Regions from separate parts of the Homo sapiens genome. Here region 2 is linked to region 1. Evidence: chromatin contacts called from ENCODE Hi-C or POLR2A ChIA-PET data. All regions are on one chromosome and are shown on one strand. Each heading gives the region's core, a stretch centred on a gene start or an enhancer-like site at or near the end of the contact. The rest is flanking DNA. Distances are from core to core; before and after follow the strand shown. Region 1 has its middle 70 kb from the start of CHIC2. Region 2 holds the start of GSX2 (GS homeobox 2).

Evidence for each region. Hi-C counts contacts between places; a loop is a spot of excess contacts on that map. ChIA-PET counts read pairs that join two places held with the same protein, here RNA polymerase II (POLR2A). Pooled maps may share reads with other maps.
Region 2: a map with no recorded cell type shows a loop between it and region 1 (2.3-fold over the local background). The contact joins the promoter of GSX2 here to the enhancer-like site in region 1. A Hi-C loop is called at or near these places in 1 of 37 single-sample maps with no recorded cell type and 1 of 50 pooled maps. POLR2A ChIA-PET finds 5 or more read pairs at or near these places in 5 of 52 experiments (HCT116, HEK293, T-cell and 1 more).

The regions. Positions count from the first base shown.
Region 1 is chr4:53,992,769-53,995,990 of GRCh38, forward strand. No RefSeq gene overlaps it. Among named protein-coding and RNA genes, the nearest start is that of CHIC2, 70 kb to the right of the region's middle. Within about 2 kb of position 1,788, at least 2 of the 41 ENCODE cell types and tissues checked have a DNase peak (open chromatin) inside an H3K27ac peak, as active enhancers do.
Region 2 is chr4:54,097,864-54,101,464 of GRCh38, forward strand. GSX2 (GS homeobox 2) reads left to right here and starts at 2,300. Exons shown (of 2, transcript NM_133267.3): 1 at 2,300-3,055. The coding sequence starts at 2,482. RefSeq lists enhancers at 2,144-2,934, 2,935-3,601.

The DNA.
Region 1 (3,222 bases), core at 538-3,037:
CCTTTATTTTAGGGTCAGAATGCATGTGAGAGTTGGGCTCAATTCTTTTAGAATTGTTCCTTAGGATACTTCTTAAGCTTTAACTTTATGCCAGGCATTGTGCTAAGTGACAGAAAGAGAAAAGCAGCCCTTGGCATCCAGGACTTGGCTTGTTATTACCAGCTAGGCCTTGGTGTTCTCCTGTTGAACATAAACAATCTCACAGAAGACCATCAGTCAAGGTTACTCTGTGACCATGATGAAACAGAAAAGACCTCTTCACATCTTGTGTAATAAGACAAAAACAAAGTCGCAGTGCAAAGCACAAAATACTAAATATGAGTGACTGCTGCTTCTTTACAAATTACGGCTTTCACTTAGCTTCGTGTCTCCCACCTCCTAAATGAGATCTATTCAGACCAATCATAAAATTACCCCACTTCCTTACAGAATCGAAATCCAGTGCAAACTCTTGCTTGAATCCTTCCCAAATCACTCATCACAAGCCCAAATCCTGAAAGAAGGCCTTTCCAGCACTCAGGAATCCCTACAATGTATCTCTAGTTTCAACAAACAAAAAAACCCAACTTTGTTCAACTCCTTGTGTGTTCCTAGTGGTCTCCTGTGTTGAGTGGCATTACCAGTGGAATATATGCATTATATTGTGTAATCCTCATAAGTACTTCTTGAAACAGGTACTATTAACAAATCCATTTTACAAATGAGGAAATGGAGGCACAGAGCTGTTAAGTAACATTTCCAAAGCCACACAGCTGGAGAGTGGCAGAACCAGAATTAGATTCCAGTCTGACCCCAGTGAGATTCCCTGATAATGTTCCAGATAATTATTTAGAATTGTTAGTAGGCTAGTCTTTCAGTTTAACAAAGGGCAAAACAGTCTTTCTATACCTCTATTCCTTCGATCTTACATACTCTTTGGTCTCATTGCTAAACAGTGAAACAGTTGAGTTCTTTATTTAAGGAATTTTTACTTGCTAGCTTTACAGGTTAAAACAAATTAACATTGGAGCTTGCTAATTTTGGCTTATTTCAGGGTCAGAATGAGCTTCATCAATGACAGATTTGACCAGGTCCACTCACATTCTCAAAATCTTTCAATAGCTTCAGGCTAGAGTCAAAAAAATTTCAGCATGATACACTTGTCCCTTCTCCCTTTCCTGACCTTATCTCTTGATGCTTCTGCACAATTCATTAAACAGGTATTTTGTACCAGACCATCTCCCCATATTTTCCAATCATACAGAAATCATCAGTACTTTTTTAACACAGCCTTTTCATGTGTTAAGCTTCAACCCATGCAACCTATGACCTTTCCACCCCAAATATATTGCTCCTTTGAAGATCCACCCTATCACTTACTTTCCTTGATTATTAGCACTTTTCATACCATGTTACATGCTTATTCCTCCAGCCTCAACTCTTTAGAAACCAAAAGGCATTATTCTCTTTGCTATCCTTTATACTTGGCATGATGCCCGAGGTTGGGCCAAGCTTAGACCTTAGACCATTTCTTCACCAAATTCAAATGTCTCCCATTTCTTTAGTAATTGGTATGGTTTGGGTCTGTGTTCCCCCACAAATCTCGTGTTGAACTGTAATCCCCAATGTTAGAAGAGGGGCTTTGTGGGAGGTGACTGGATCATGGGGGCAGATTTTTCCCTTGCTATTCTGGTAATAGTGAGTTCTCACAAGATCTGGTTGTTTATAAAAATGTGTAGTACCTCCCCCTTCATTCTCTCTTCCTCCTGCTCTCGCCATGTAGGAAGTGCCTGCTTCCCCTTTGCCTTCTGCCATAAGTTTCCTGAGGCCTCCCCAAAAGCCAAGCAGAAGCCGTCATGCTTCCCGTACAGCCTGTGGAACTATGAGTCAATTAAACCTCTTTTCTTTATGAATTACCCAGTCTCAGGTACTTCTTTATAGCAGTACAAGAACAGAGTAACACAGCAACACATTTCTAGTTCTGTTACTGCACTCAAAAAATCTAAGTTTAATAAATTGTGCATTAGTCATAATGGAGGACAATTGGTTTTCAGATTATTTTCCAAAAATTTATTGTGGATCAGAAGATAACTGGATTTTTTGGATGTGTGCTTCTCAACCAGCAATGTAAGTTCAATAGGTCTTTGGGTTACAGCAGTGTCAACTCTTAAAGTAAACTACGATTTTTTTTTTTTTTTTTTTTTTTTTGAGGAAGTCGTCTTCTGCTTTGCCAGGCCACTGGTTATACATGATTAGGGGACACAGTGTAATAATGAGTCTCCTTGATAACTAGTAATAATGAATCCTAATACCAAAATGCCAATACCAAAAACAAAACACCTCACAGTAGAATGATTACTTGGGGAAGCAGACTGAAGAGCATAGGAACTAGTTACTACTCTCTTTTGTATATTGAAACTTGAAATTGATGCAAAAGCAATAAAAATATTCTTTAAAGCTAAAAATGTAGTTGCTGGGGATAACAGAAATAAAGTCATACAGCTAGTGTGAAATAACTGAGACAATTTATCTATTTAAATATAATGGGCTGTCCTATGAAGAAAAACATATCAAAAGAGTGGCTTTTAAGCATAGATTAAAAAAATTGGTCCAGATTCCTTTCAGTTTCAGGAAAAAAGGTTAATCATGTATTTTAAAACTGTTAAAACTAGGGACAAAGAAAACACACTTGGCATTAAAATGTCAGTAAGTTTTTGAAAAAGATTACCTTGGAAAAGCAATTTTTGTGAGTAAATAAATTTGCTGTAATAGTATGTTCTATCTTCTTCATATTAGCAGTCTCCTATTTCTATAGGATTTGTTTAAAAAACTTCAACAATTATATCAAAGTTTCAAAAAGTTCAAAGCCTTAAACCTCTTGTTGAAGAAAGCAAAAGAACCATTTTGTCAAAACAAACATAAAAACTCAAATTCTGAAATCTAAATGTTATTCCAAGACTATGATTGACTTCCTCTATCTCGCCAACACTTTTAACTATTTAAAAATTGTCTTTTTCGTTGTATTCCGTTTTAAGCTGTTATGATTTTATATATCACCCCAAAATACTCTAAATAATTTTTTTTTTTTTTTGGCAGGGGGACTGGGTCTCATTGCTGCCCAGGCTGGAGAACAGTGGCGTGACCACGGCTCACTGCAGCCTCAACCATCCTGGCAGCTGGGACCACAGGTATGCACCATCATTCCCAGCTTTTTTACATGTTATTTTTATTTGTAGAAATGGG
Region 2 (3,601 bases), core at 1,050-3,549, 110 kb after region 1:
TCTGAAACCACTGCTCCCCTTGAAGTCTTTAGGAAACCCCATGAGCCCCTCACATTTCTCAAAACTCCTTGGCACTGAAAAATGAAAGTTTCCACAGTCAGACACAAATTGAATAAGATGCACAAGCCTCTTGCATAGTTAAGATTCTCTAAGGTAAAATGGTCTGCACATGGGTGCGATTTCTAGGACTTTAGCATAGGAGCTCTTCCTCTGAACACATCCCAAACTGCTGGGAACATTGTGACTCAAACCATCAGCCCAAAACAGACTGTGGATAACCTGGGACCTAACCCAGAGGAGGAAAAGAGAGAAAGCTATTATTCTTAAAGAGTATCTGTATCTATATCTATATATGCTTGTATAGTTGCAAAGTGAATGGGGGGAATCGAGTCATCTATTTGGACAGTTTAGGACTGTAAAAAATATCCTGCCATTCAGCAGGGTATGTTTTTTATTGCCATTCTCCATCAGTGGCTCCAAGCCTTCTTCTTGGGGCTGAAATGATTTCGGGGATTGCCTAGATCCTCCAGTCATGAACAAGGGCGGGCTGGGGTGAGCCTGAGCGTCTGCAGACCTTGTGGTACAAAAGTAGTTACAGCTGAGCTGCCCCATGTTAAGCCCTGAGACTCCTTAATTGTTGTCACAAGATGTTGGATTAGCACATTTCTGGAATAGCTGTCTGTTTACACTCCAGAGACCCACCGTCCACTAACCGCTTTCTAATTGAATTCTAATCACATTCAAATAGCTCAATAACCAGCCTCAGCTGCAATTCATAAAACTTTAATTGCCATCCATAAATCCTGGGCTCCCCAGAGCCGGGCATCCCTACAACCCAATTACACTTCTCTAGCAGGCAAGAGAGACTGTCACAGAGATGGAGAGGGGAAGACAGAGGATGGAAAGATAGAGCCGTGCCTCTAGCTAGTGCTCTCCTGGATTTGGGCACCTTGTTCTCTCAGGTGGAGGGAGTCCTGTCTCTAAGTTTCTTAGCACCATCATGAACTCAGGATTGAAGTTAGCTGCTCTGGAAAAAGGATCAGACTTCTAACTATTGCCCAACCACATGGCCCCAGCCCGCTTTTCTGCAGGGGGAAATGAAGAGAGAAAATGGCCACCTCTGCTGCCTTGCCTTCTCCGAAGATAAATAGTCCCAATAGTTTGGCAGCCACCCTCTCTCGGGCAGTAAGGGGTGTGCAAGACTTCCATGGACCAGAGAGAGTTCCCTTACAAAGCCACTTCTGCCAATCAGAGGCAAGATTCCCTGGATGGCTGAATCCTCTTCATCCTTTTTAGGTTCTTAAGATGCAGAGGAAAGAGTGCTTCCTGGTTAGCCTTGCTAAGCTGCCCATGATTGGTAAAAATGAGGGACAGGAAATCCTCAGACCCAGAGCGAAGGTCTATCTAATCCCTGCTGCGTCTTTAGGAGGGCTTGGTGTTTGAGGTCCTCCCTCCAAAATCTTCAGGATGGAGTTTGTAGGATTGCCCTGGAATGCCATGGTGTTACTACTTGGAGAAAGAAAAGGGTGACTCTTCAACATCTCTCTCTCTCTGCGGAAGTGGGAGGTGCCGATCAGAAAGGGAAACAAGGAAGGGTCGTTGGTCTGAGTGGCCCCAGGAGGGCCCCAAGTACAAAGACACTTCAGACCTTGTCGAACATCAGCATGAAAAGCTTGACGGTTTCTTAGCTGGGAGGCCTCACAGTTCTGCGCCGGACAGTCCTGAACTAACCACCTGAATGACCTCTGCCAAGTCCAAAAGCTGTGGACAGGGGTAGGTGTAACCGTGGCCAGAGCTGCGCTCAGGGACTGGACGACTGCCAGTCCGTCGCCCGCACAATCCTGCTCCAAACCGCAGGCCTCACACTTCACCGCGCCGCAGCCACCCCTACCACAGAGGAGCTGGAAACACTGAGCATTCCTATTAAATAAGCCTCCAAGTCCCCACCTGGTACGCTTTGCGGTGGGGCGTGGGGAAGAGTTGGGCTGCGGCCAGGGTAGCGAGAGGGGGTGGGATGGAGGATGCAGCGCTGTGATTTCTCAGTAAAGCGTGGAGAAAGAGGGGGAGGAGGCCGGCCTCCCCGGGAAATTAACAAAACCTACACTTTGCAAAGTCTCCCCCATCCCCCTCCCCCGAGTTCTTCCCCGCCGCGCGCCCGCCCCTCCTCGCGGCTTCTGTTGTGACTCGGGCAGCCTATCCCGAGGGTGCGGAGCTGCCGAGGAGCCTGAGCCGAGCGGTACTCCGCAGCATCACGTGCCAGGGTGGGGGGCTATAAAATACCCGAGCCGGGGCGCCGGGCGGGGGACGTGAGGACCAGCCCTCTCCGGGGACCCCTTTGTTCCCAGCCCAGACGCCAACACCTCTGCGTCCCCAAGGGCTTGACTGCCCGTGTCTGCGCGGCTCCCAGGGCAGAGCTTAGAACACTAGAGGAGAGGGGTCGCCGCGAACTGCCGGGGCTTCCAGCCACCCACCCCTCTCGACATGTCGCGCTCCTTCTATGTCGACTCGCTCATCATCAAGGACACCTCACGGCCTGCGCCCTCGCTGCCTGAACCGCACCCCGGGCCGGATTTCTTCATCCCGCTTGGCATGCCGCCCCCATTGGTGATGTCCGTGTCCGGCCCCGGCTGCCCGTCCCGCAAGAGCGGCGCGTTCTGCGTGTGCCCTCTCTGCGTCACTTCGCACCTGCACTCCTCTCGGGGGTCTGTGGGCGCCGGCAGCGGGGGCGCAGGGGCCGGGGTTACCGGGGCCGGAGGCAGTGGGGTGGCAGGGGCCGCAGGGGCACTGCCTCTGCTTAAGGGCCAGTTCTCTTCGGCTCCTGGGGACGCGCAGTTTTGCCCGCGGGTGAACCATGCGCATCATCACCACCACCCGCCGCAGCACCACCATCACCATCATCAGCCCCAGCAGCCTGGCTCGGCCGCGGCGGCGGCAGCAGCAGCAGCGGCGGCGGCGGCCGCGGCGGCCTTGGGGCACCCGCAGCACCACGCACCTGTCTGCACCGCCACCACCTACAACGTGGCGGACCCGCGGAGATTCCACTGCCTCACCATGGGTAGGGCGGGGTCTTGGGGCACCTGCGCTCCGCGCCTTTCGCGCTCCTGGAGCAAACTTTCCACCTCCAGTGGAGGAAGTGGGAGCCCGGGGACAGGGTGAAGAGAGAGGACGGGCTTTTAGTGTAACCGTAGAGTCAGCCACAGAAGTTCCACGAAAGTGGAAGTTAGTTTGCCAGCTTCTCCACTCAGCCTGGTGCGTTTTACTCCTAGTAGTAGGTGCTCGAGTATTGCCTTATTAATACTGGGGCCTTAGGGACCTCGAACGTCACGGCGGATAAACCAGAGGTTAACTGCTTGGGATTTGGGGTGGGTGTGTTTGAACCTGTGTGGCATCCCCGCGTCGGGGCGGCTAAAGCGTCTTGACGTTTTTGGCTAAGCCTGCGCGCTTCTCCGCTTGGCTCAAAGGGAGGCGATCAGATAGTGCAAGCCCCCATCCCTCTTTAATCCTGTGACTTCGCATCCTGCGCATCGAAGACCTTTATTTGCTTTGCACGTCTCTTTTCTTCCCCGCTAAGCAACCACGTGCCTTGAAATGGGAAAGGGAT